Linked DNA regions of Homo sapiens: region 2 is linked to region 1. The links are chromatin contacts, found by Hi-C or POLR2A ChIA-PET in ENCODE. All regions are on one chromosome and are shown on one strand. The core of a region is the stretch at or near the end of the contact, and the rest is flanking DNA. Distances in the headings are between cores, read along the strand shown. Region 1 holds the start of TUFT1 (tuftelin 1). Region 2 holds the start of PIP5K1A (phosphatidylinositol-4-phosphate 5-kinase type 1 alpha).

Region 1 (5,653 bases), core at 1,117-3,616:
TCAGTGCCTTAGCCAAGGCAAGGAGATAAGGATGCTCTTCTTGCTTTTTATATCTGCACATTCATACCTCTCCAAAGACCAGCTTTTCCCCAGCCAGGGCCCTCAGCCTTCCCTGCTGCCCCAGTGATTGATTGAGAGAGCTGTTGGGGTTTCTCTGCCAATGACCCCTGGGAGAGGGACTTTGGTAGGGTCATGATAAAGTGGCGGGGGTCTGGTCCTGCTCAGGGTTTTCATCCTTCCTCCTCTCCCTCCTCTGTGACTGTGGATATGGTTATAAGGTGGTTGCACCTGGGAGCCCTGACAACTGGCTGCACAAATTCCAAAAGTAAAGGTGTCAGTCCCTGTGGCCTTCCTTGGGGCTTCTCTGACCACATGTGCCCAACTTCAATAAGAGAACCAAGGGACCCTCATTTTCTGAGGTGCTTGGCTCTGATTCAGGGCTTTGCAAGGGGTTAGAAGCTGACTGTAAAAATGGGAAGAGGCAACGGAAGACATTTATTTCTCCTTTGGATTTTGGGGAGAACCAAGCCCTGGTAGGGAAGAGGTAAGGGGGATGATTCACCTCCATATTTCCTAAGCAGGTTGTATAGGGAGCCGGTGGCAGGAGGAAGGCTGTTTTCACAAATGACTTGTAATGTCGTGATTAAAAAAATTCCTATATTCTTCTGCAAATCAAACGTTCTTTCCCAATCCAATCCAGCCTTGGTTTTATTTTAAATTAAATATTAAAATTACACATTTATATTGAAATCCTTGGTTTGTCTTCTCATTCTTTTTCTTGGCATATTTGGAGGTCCAGATTTTATGAAGTCATATTAACTGTACAGCTTAGGAGCCGAAGCTGGAGTTTTCTTCACCTGACTTTTCAGAGGCCCTTTAGAACAGAGCAGATGGGACCTACGAAACCTGGAGATGTTTATAGCAGCCCCATTCTCTTCTCTCCTGAACAACCTTCTGGGAAGAACAAGGACAGTAAATGCCTTTTTTTTTTTTTTTTTTTTGAGACGGAGTCTCACTCTGTCACCCAGGCTGGAGTGTAATGGCATGATCTCAGCTCACTGCAACCTCTGCCTCCCGGGTTCAAGCGATTCTCCTGCCTCAGCCTCCTGAGTAGCTGGGATTACAGGCGCGTGCCTCCACACCCAGCTAATTTTTGTATTTTTAGTAGAGATGGCGTTTCACTGTGTTGGTCAGGCTGGTCTCAAACTCCTGACCTTGTGATCCGCCCACCTCGGCCTCCCAAAGTGGTGGGATTACAGGCATAAGCCACTGCGCCTGGCCAGCAGTAAATGCCTTTTTGAGGGTTAGAGTAGAACAGACCAGAACTGGGTTTTATTCCCTTGGGTCATAGTGATAACCCCAGCATTCACTTCCCAGGTAGAAAAATCCTCATTCATTCCTAACTGACATAGGACCCAGTCCCTAACTGGGAGGTAGGGACATTTCTGCTGTTCCTGCCCTAGTGTTGCCTTGAAGAGGGAGCTGGCCCTTCACTAGAGCCTATTGCCAGGTATAGGAGTACTATCCCTTCAGGAGTGGGTCAGACCTCCTCCTAAAGTATTCTGTCTGCTGTCTCTGTGGACCACAGCCAAGTGAAGAAGCCATCTGCCAAGAGCAGCTGGGCGGGGACGAAGCTCCAGGGTCCTGCTTGGCCAACCCTCTCTTCTAGGCCCTCAAGATCCCAGCCTAGGCTTGGGGAGAAAATGCAACTGGAAAAGTCAAGGCTCATCCTTTCTCACGAACACAAATTCCTTTTAAGGCAATGTGTCCCGCCTCTCCCAACTATATAAGGGCAGCGTCAGTAAAAGAGCTTCTGCAAAACAAGCCCCACCCAGAGCCTAAGCTGACTGGGCCTCCTGGGCCTCTTGCCAAGGAAGTGCACCTGCCAGACTGGCTTAGGCCAGTCTGAGTGAGCTGGACCTTGGTGCCTGCCTTTCTGCGGTGGAGGAAAGGTTTACTCAGCTCCACAAAGCCTACAGGTGGCTTACGTATAGGGAGAGGAGCATGTATGGAAGGAAGCTTTTGCAGGTTCCAACTCCTCATCCACTAGGAGCAGGCAGGGTGATTCCCTCTGACCAACACTGATCTTGGAAAGATGGAAAGCGACAAGATTAATGAAGAATGTGCAACCACATACTCCAGATAAAGCTGTTCAGTTAAAGCAGCCCCATGTCGCTCCCAAGCCCCACCTTTGTGTAAATCTATGCGAGCACCGATGGGGCATGTCCCAGACCCATTGGCTCCGCCCACCTCACCTCCTCGCCTATCGTTAGTTCTCTGCGAAACCGCGAACTGGGGGCGCGGCCTATCTTCAGCCCCGCCCCTGATGGGCCTATACAAGGGGGCGGTTCCGCGCGCGCCCGCCCAGTTGGAGCCAGACAGCGGGGTGGACAAGTGGCGTGTGTGCTGCGACCCCGAGGGAAGATGAACGGGACGCGGAACTGGTGTACCCTGGTGGACGTGCACCCAGAGGACCAGGCGGCGGTAAGAAAAAGCGCTCTCGCTGTCTTCTCCGTTTTGTATTCCCGGTTTCTAAGTCCGCCCCTTCCGTGCCCCGCGCCGTGTTGGCTGACATCACCTGGTGCCCGGCTCGCGCGGTCAGCCCTGCGCGGCGCTTCTCTCTTTTTATTCTTTTGCCTGCGACGGGCAGTGGGAGTCGCGGGGTGAAGACTCCTTTGAGGCTGGAGGGTTCGGGGCGTCCCTGCCCTTTGGTAGGACACTGCGGCTCCTGCCTGGGACTCGGCGCCGGCGAGCCCGTGCTTGGGCCGCGGGTCTCAGGCGTCTTTTGGGCAGCCACATTGGGTCATAAGAGAATGAGCTCAAGCGACTGGGTCCCTGAGCGCCTTTGGACGTTGTGTCCTGCCGAGGAGGCTTAGGCTTTCCCGTGGGTCGAGGGTCCTGGTGACCTCCGAGGCCCTCCAAAGAATTTCATCATGGTGCTTTGGATGATCAGTAACAAGAAAAATGGTAGAGTAAATTACAGGGCTTGGACTGGAGGGCGGGGGGCAAGTAGGGGACGGTAGGACTCAAACTATTCCGAGATTGGCTAGGGACTCTACCTTTCGCTAAGGGATAGGGCTTTCCGCCCGGGGGTCACCTCTTGTCTTGGATTTCTCCTTCTTCCCCCTTGTAGTTCTCTTGTTTTCCTCCCTCTATCTGCCTGCCGATAGCTTCCTGGGACGGTGTGTTAGTTTTGCTTCCGTCTCCAGCCGCCAGGCCCTGGGATAGTGGAGGAAGGGGATGCAGAACCCGGGCCGAGAAGGGGAGGGAAGTGACCCAAGCGAAGGCTTCTGGACGGGGAGAGGGTTGCGGAGAAAGGGGGCGTTCTCCAGTGCAGGCTGGTCTACCCCTCTCTCCTCTTTCTCTGGCTCCCAGTCCCAGTTCTCCCCACCCTAGCTGACCATATGGTTTTTCCTCTCCAGAGGCTGAGGAGGGTAATTTGTGGCTGAGTGTTTCTAGGCTCTTTTGGGGAACTTAACCCAGATTAGGTGTGTACTATTTCATCAATTTCCAAGCTATTGTGGGTGGGAGTGAAATGAAAACTAAGGTGATGGGGAACTTGTGTATCATCCCCCCTCCCACATCTGACTCCCTTACTCTCTGCCTGCCTCATCCTGCTCTTGAGGTAGAGCTAACCCAACTGCAGCTAGATTATGGCTCTTCTTCAAACTCATTTCAGGTTTAGAATACAGATGGTCATTTAGTTCTTTTCCCAGTCCCCTCTCCATTTCTGCCTGGGCTATGAGTGTTTTTGCCACATTAAAATACAGATGTTGCTATTGGCCAACCCCAGTTGCCCAAACCCCATTCTTCTGTAGCCTGCCACATCCCCAGCTATGAGACTCTGAAGAGATGGAAGAAATCTATCCATTATGTGTCAGCCACAAGTCCTACTCCCTGCTCTTTGTTTTTAAGCGACGAGTGTCTTGCTATGTTGCCGGAGCTGCAGTACAGTGGCTCTTCACGGGTGCAATCATAGCACACCACAGCCTTGAACTCCTGGCCTCAATCCTTCTGCCTCAGCCTCCTGAGTAGCTGGGACTTCAGATGCACACCACCTATAGCTTCTCTTCCATGCTCTTGCTCTCTCTTTTGGAATAGTTGAGGGAAAAGGGTATGAGATAAATAAAGGAGAGGGATGTTTGGGCTGCTTTTTGCTTGCTTGCTATATAGAAAAGAGATCCGGAAAGAAGTCTAAGACCAAGTTGGCACTGGCAGTGTTAATGAATCATTAACCTCTACTATTTTTTTTCTTTCTTCCTTTCTTTTCTTTTCTCTTTTCTTTTCTCTTTTTTTGAGACAGGGCCTTGCTCTGTTGCCCAGGCTGGAGTGCAATGGCATGATCTCAGCTCACTGCAACCTCCACCTCCTGGTTTCAGTAGATCCTCCTACCTCAGTCTCCCCAAGTAGCTGAGACTGTAGGCACATGCCACCACACCTGACTAAAATTTTTTTTTTTTTTTTCTGTTGGTAGAGATGGGATTTCACCATGTTGCCCAGGCTAGTCTCGAACTCCTGGGCTCAAGCAGTCTGCCCACCTTGGCCTCCCAAAGGCTTGGGATTACAGGCATGAGCCACTACATCTGGCCCCTTTTACTCTTTCTTGATGTTTTTGCTCTTTGTCTGGTGGGGCAGAAAAAATTACTAAGAGAAAATAATGGACAAGGAATTCAGATGGTCTCCATCATAGGTTAGTTTGAAGCTAACCAGAGACCTCTAGAGCAAGGGAGAGACAGAAATTCCCTTTTATTCCTTTTTTCTAGGCTGAACTTGAGACTTATTTTACTCCAGAGCTGGGAATGAAGTAATCATTGCCCAGATCTGATCTTGGAGACATTCCTGGGCCCTTAAGGGAGGGGAGGAGATGGTGAACAGTCGGGACACAGGCCTTGTCCTGGATTCCTCTTCTCTGAGCCAACTTGCAGACAGAATTTATGGCTCTGGACAACCCCCAGGAATCTGTCATATATTCACACCACTGAATGGGTGCTCAATTCATGTGCAAAGTGAGTCAATAAATAAATGAACAGATGTTTCTTCCGGAGTCAGAATGTAGACAGTTGAACTGATTAGAGATCCTACTGGGAGTGAGGGCCCTGGGACTCTGTTGGTGTTTCCCCACTAGCCAGGCAGTGTGCCTTAGCGTATCACATGTGGACATGGACATAGGGCCAATACACTCTCTGGGATGTTTTTATTGTTGGAGGCAGATGCAGCAGGTACAAGGAGCCAGTGTTTTTCAGAACTGCAGACCATAACCAGTAGTGGGTCTGAGATCAACTTAGTAGGTCAGACCAGTATTAAAAAAGAAATAGAATTAACACTCTTAGAGTGTTAGTGAGGATAGACATTTTTGGTAGAACTTTTATTTCAGTTATATATATATGTGTGTGTGTGTGTGTGTGTGTGTGTGTGTGTATTATATATGTACGTGTTTGTTTACTGGGTCTTGATGTGAAATATGTTTTTGAGATTGAAAAGTTTTGCAAGCCACTGTGGTAAGTTATATTGGCAAATAAAAGAACAAATAAACACCAAACTCCTTTTTACTAGATATTTCCATTAACTTCCTTTGGTTATAAACAACAGAGAATGACTCCAGCTAAACTAAGCAGATGAGGAAATTATTAGAAGGAAATAGAGCAGTTCACAG
Region 2 (5,653 bases), core at 1,740-4,239, 340 kb before region 1:
ATAGTACTTGATGAAAATAAAAATTAAAAATATAAAAAATTAGCTGGGCGTGGTGGTGCATGCCTGTAGTCCCAGCTACTCGGGAGGCTGAGGCAGGAGAATCGCTTGAACCCGGGAGGTGGAGGTTGCAGTAAGCCAAGCGCCACTGCACTCCAGCCTGGGTGACAGAGCCAGACTCTGTCTCAAAAATAAAATAAAATGGAATTCACAGATTAGCTCACAGGGAGAAGATTCCTCTGTTTGACTGCGTTGGTCATTCTGGGATTTATTAGTCTGTTTCCAATTTTAAAATCAGAAACAGCTTTACATCAACACCAGCCGATTTTTTTTTTTTTTTTTTTTTTTTTTTTGAGACGGAGTCTCGCTCTGTCGCCCAGGCTGCAGTGCAGTGGCACGATCTCGGCTCAGTGCAAGCTCCGCCTCCCAGGTTCATGCCATTCTCCTGCCTCAGCCTCCCGAGTAGCTGGGGCTACTACAGGCGCCGGCCAACTCACCCGGCTAATTTTTTGTATTTTTAGTAAAGACGGGGTTTCACTGTGTTAGCCAGGATGGTCTCGATCTCCTGACCTCGTGATCCGCCCGCCTCGGCCTCCCAAAGTGCTGGGATTACAGGCGTGAGCCACCGCGTCCGGCTACACTATCCGATTTCTAAAGTAACTCAGGAAATGGTAGCAATCCTATGCCTTTTCGGAAAACAAGGATAATTTATTCAACAAATATTTATTTATTGAATACCTATGAGCCAAATCCTGTGCTCAGTGTGCCCCTCACTAGTTCCTGTCCTGTTTAGTTGAGTGGAGGGTATAGGTACAGGGAATTATAAAATACTTCAACACAACAAAATTCCACTGCTGTGGAATTACAAACAAGATTTTGTCTACTTTCGGTGCCCAAAGGAAGACGAATAATCCAGCAGGTGGCAGCAGGGAAACAATTATCTTAGATCTTCATAAGGGAGGAGTAGAAGGCTGCAGTAAATGCATGGGGATTTTTTTTTTTTTTTTTTTTTGAGTTGGAGTTTCGCTCTTGTTGCCCAGGCTGGAGTGCAAAGGCGCCATCTCGGCTCACCGAAACGTCTGCCTCCCAGGTTCAATCAATTCTCCTGCCTCAGCCTCCGGCGTAGCGAGTAGCTGGGATTACAGGAATGCTCCACTACGCCTGGGTAATTTTGTATTTTTAGTAGAGACGGCGTTTCTCCATGTTGGTCAGGCTGGTCTTGAACTCCCGACCTCAGGTGATCCGCCCGCCTCGGCCTCCCAAAGTGCTGGGCTTACAGGCGTGAGCCACTGCGCCCGGCCTTTTTTTTTTTTTTTTTGAGACTGAGTTTCGCTCTCGTTGCCCAGGCTGGAGTGCAATGGCGCGATCTTGGCTCACTGCAACCTCTGCCTCCTGGGTTCAAGCGATTCTCCTGCCTCAGCCTCCCGAGTAGCAGGGATTACAGGCACCCGCCACCACGCCCAGCTAATTTTTTGTATTTTTAGTAGAGACGCGGTTTCACTATGTTGGCCAGGCTTGTCTCGTACTCCTGAGCTCAGATGATCCACCTACCTCGGCCTCCCAAAGTGCTGGAATTTCAGGCGTGAGCCACGGCGCCCGGCCTGCATGGGGATATTCTATGGATGTTCGGGTCCTAGGTTACTTTATGAGGACCCACAAGACATCTGGAAAGAGGATAACCAGGTCATTCTGGGGGTTACAAAACCTGTTTTTTTTGTTTGTTTGTTTTGTTTTGTTTTGAGACAGTTTCGCTCTGTCGTCCAGGCTAGAGTGCAGTGGCGCGATCTCCGCTCACTGCAAGCTCCGCCTCCCAGGTTCATGCCATTCTCCTGCCCCAGGCTCCCGAGTAGCCTGGGACTACAGGCGCCCGCCACCACGCCCGGCTAATTTTTTGTATTTTTAGTAGAGACGGGGTTTCACCGTGTTAGCCAGGATGGTCTCGATCTCCTGGCCTCGTGATCCACCCGCCTCGGCCTCCCAGAGTGCTGGGATTACAGGCGTGAGCCACCGCGCCCGGCCACAAAACCTGTTTTAATGGAGTTATTTCATGGGCCATGAGTTTGAGAGGATCTATCTGACCGACTCTTACCCCGAATGTTTTACCATTCCTCTTTATTTATTCATTCCACAGATAATTATGGAGCCCCTACTATGTACGAAGTCACTGGAGGAGCTGGAGATACAAGAGTGAACCAAACACAGTCCTTGCTCCCCAGAAGTTTTACAGTCTGCTCAGAGAGACTGGTCTTCCCACCAGGGTTCATAGCCTACGGGGTACTTTGTTAAAAACGAGCAGTTACTACGAAGACTACAATGGGAGAAATTTTTCTGTGTATCTCCATGCCCTTTGGAGCACAGATAATTGACAGTTGGAGGCTAAAGGGGTTGGGTCGCGGGAAGGTTGTGATAAGTCCCTGATAGCCTCCCGTGCCCTTTTTTGACAGGTCTTCACTGATTCATGCATCAAATATTTACTGAACTCCGTCACTGTGCAGTGCCTAACTTTGTGCTTGAGGCAAACAAAACACAGATCTATTTCGAATGCCATTCCGAGGAAGGTAAGACATGCACGCACGTTTAATCAAATAGTAAACAAGAGTAGTAAAACAGGAAAAAGACTAAGAAGAGTTCTTGGTGGTATTAAATGTTTTGTGATATTCGACACCTTAACGTCTCTGACTTGACACCAGTACTCCCGCAGAGAGTTCTTTCCTGGGTTAGGAATTTCAGAGGACTTGGCGGACCGACTCTTGTCCCGAGTTCAGATCACTCGACCCAGTCCTAGCAAAGAACTGAACCTAAGAGGACCTGCCGAGCCACCGTAGGGACTGTCGGCCAACCCGCGCGCGCACATCTTCCACCCGTGGACTCGTCAGGGCGTGAGGACCCACCTCACGTGACCATTAGCAGCCTCCCGATTGGTTTTGCTCCTTTTTTCTCCCCAATGAGTGGGCTGATGCCCCGAGAAGGTCGGGCGCATGCGCAGTGCTCGGATTTTTTGCTTGGCTACCCGGAGTGAAGCGGCCGGGTTGGGCGATTAACAGGCCGTGGTTAGGAAGGACGGAGAAGGGGCGTTCGCTCCTTTGGGACTTTTCATGCCTCGTTTTTTTTTCAGATGTGGCTTGGTCTGGGCGCAAGGTCCCAGCAGCCAGCTTAAGCTTACTCTTCTGTGAAAGGGGAAAGTATCCCCTGTGGAAAGCGGTTAAACTTGTGGAGGGGGTGCGGGACGTGAGTTCTTCCCCATGCCAGGCGAATGGTGTGGCCTTGAGCTGGTCCAGGAGCCGGCTCGACGTGTCTGAGGGAGGCCCCGGAGGGGGCGGGGAGGTGGCCCACAGAACGCGGGTTCTGTAAAGAGACGTTGGGAAGATTCGATTCCGAGAAGAGGAAGAACCGGATTGAAAGAGAGCCAGGCCGCTGAGGGGGAGGGGGCTGCTAAGATGGCGTCGGCCTCCTCCGGGCCGTCGTCTTCGGTCGGTTTTTCATCCTTTGATCCCGCGGTCCCTTCCTGTACCTTGTCCTCAGGTAAGCCCGGCAGGGCGTGGGTAGGGAGCTGGTGAGGAATATGCGATGGGAGGAAGAGCGAGACCTAAGAGGGTACCTGTAGCTGGGAATGTCCTACGTGTTACCGGTAAGTGGGCGCGAGCTGGGCTTTCAAATAGGGATTTATGAGCGGGCAGGAGTTTGAGGAAAGGATAAGTTTGATTAAGAAGTTGTCGAAAACTTTGGTTGTCTTTGAGGAGGACGGATGGAGATTGAAGGTGGGGGTAGGGTGGCCCGGCGCGGTGGCTCACGCCTGTAATCTCAGCACTTTGGGAGGCCTTGGCGGGCGGATCATTTGAGGTCAGAAGTTCGAGACGAGCCTGGCCAACATAGAGAAATCTCGTCCCTACTAAAAATACAAAAATTATCCGGACAGTAGTGGCGTGCATCTGTAATCCCAGCTACTTGGGAGGCTGAGGCAGGATAATCCCTTGAGCCTGGGAGGCAGAGCTTGCGGTGAGCCGAGATTGGGCCACTGCTCTCCAGTCTGGGCGAGAGAGTGAGACCCTGTCTCAAAAAAAAAAAAAAAGAAGTTGCGGTAGGAAACAAGAGAAACGGAAGGGAGTAGAGAAACTAAGAAAGTAAATGGAGGCCTAAGAAGTAGAGAGAACTACTTAGTGTGAGAGGCAGGTGGAATCTAAGTTGATTGTGGGCTAATTGGATGAAAATGTTGAAGAGAAGCCATGGGACTTAAAAGATATCGAAAAGTTATTGGACGCTTTCGATTTCTGGAGAGGTAGGGAATCGTGAATTTTGTTGGGTGGGCGGGAGTTGTTGAAGCCATCTTTTCCCTCAGATACTCCCCCCTAATGTGTCACCCCTTCTCACTTCGCACCCCCACCCTTAGGGCCGCACAGGCACACAGACACACATACATACTTTCTCAGACTAATTCCTTTGGTGATTCCCAACTCTAAACTGCCCAACTTTGGGAAGGAATGGAAATTTTGAAGAGAGTCTAAGGAATGTAGGAAATTAAGGTCAAAGACCTTAAAAACAGATGGGAAAGATGGAATGGAGTCTTGAATTGCAGTAGAGACTGCGAGAAGTGATGTTTTGGAAATTAGGCCTGAGAAGAAGAAAGATGGGTGGGGGGGTGACTGTAAGTGTTGTGGGGGAGTATTGCATAATAGAAAAATGGACTGGAAGAATGCTTACGCTGTATCAGGAGATTGGAATTTGGAGAATGGAGCCAGGTTAATGTAGAGAGCTCAGCGTATTAATAGTTAAAAACGAATGAAGATTGAGGGAGGGCTGAGGAGGCTCACAAGAAAAGCAGTAGATTGTGTGTAGGGGAGAAAGTGTGTGTATGTGTGTCGGGTGGGGGGGCGGGAGGTGAGTCAGAAACTGAGCGCTTCCATCAGAAGTGTCTGGTGTTTCACAGTAACTGCTGCTTCTACACTGGAATAGACGCTGCCAGATGTTGGATGCTTTGCTTGAGATTTTGGTATTTCCTCAGGCCTGGTGTTGCGTTTTTGCTGTTTAGAATTTGCTGAATAGGGTTCCTTCCACCTTTCACATTCCAGCTCAGATGCTGAAATATCTAGTCACACATATCTTCTTAATAAGCTGCAGTTTTATTTATTTTTAATAAATCTCTATTTTTAGTTTGTTGAGAGGGGATTTTTTACCTTTCCTATAAAAGTATTAGGGGACCAGAACAACTCATGCTGCATTATAAGCATGAAATAGGATAAAGTAAAAGTGACAGGGTATTTATTTATTTATTTATTTATTTATTTATTTTTGAGACGGAGTCTCGCTCTGTCGCCCAGGCTGGAGTGCAGTGGGGCCATCTCGGCTCACTGCAAGCTCTGCCTCCCGGGTTCACGCCATTCTTTTGCCTCAGCCTCCCGAGTAGCTGGGACTACAGGCGCCCACCACCACGCCTGGCTAATTTTGTTTTTTGTATTTTTAGTAGAGACGGGGTTTCACCGTGTTAGCCAGGATGGTCTCGATCTCCTGACCCTGTGATCCGCCCGCCTTGGCTTCCCAAAGTGCTGGGATTATAGGCGTGAGCCACCGTGCCCCACCTGGGTTTTTATTTTTAATAGAGTAGCTCCTTAATTTGAAACCTGCTTCCCCTCTAATCCCCAACCCAGAAAGAAGAAGGGTT

Evidence for each region. A loop is a pair of places that touch in the nucleus more often than their neighbours do. ChIA-PET counts read pairs that join two places held with the same protein, here RNA polymerase II (POLR2A). Pooled maps may share reads with other maps.
Region 2: a loop to region 1 is called in a map of PC-9, with 5 times the contacts of the local background. The contact joins the promoter of PIP5K1A here to the promoter of TUFT1 in region 1. A Hi-C loop is called at or near these places in 3 of 168 maps with a recorded cell type or tissue (PC-3, PC-9 and chondrocyte) and 4 of 50 pooled maps. POLR2A ChIA-PET finds 5 or more read pairs at or near these places in 3 of 52 experiments (AG04450, HEK293 and MCF 10A).

What each region holds. Positions count from the first base shown.
Region 1 is chr1:151,537,943-151,543,595 of GRCh38, forward strand. It overlaps TUFT1 (tuftelin 1), which reads left to right and starts at 2,367. Exons shown (of 13, transcript NM_020127.3): 1 at 2,367-2,484. The coding sequence starts at 2,425. CGN (cingulin) reads left to right here. Exons shown (of 21, transcript NM_020770.3): 21 at 1-750. RefSeq lists enhancers at 1,112-1,628, 2,144-2,659, 2,660-3,174.
Region 2 is chr1:151,195,563-151,201,215 of GRCh38, forward strand. PIP5K1A (phosphatidylinositol-4-phosphate 5-kinase type 1 alpha) reads left to right here and starts at 2,990. Exons shown (of 16, transcript NM_001135638.2): 1 at 2,990-3,519. The coding sequence starts at 3,435. It overlaps LOC124904419 (a long non-coding RNA gene), which reads right to left and starts at 2,963. Exons shown (of 2, transcript XR_007066620.1): 1 at 2,889-2,963; 2 at 2,545-2,778. RefSeq lists enhancers at 3,088-3,287, 3,388-3,467.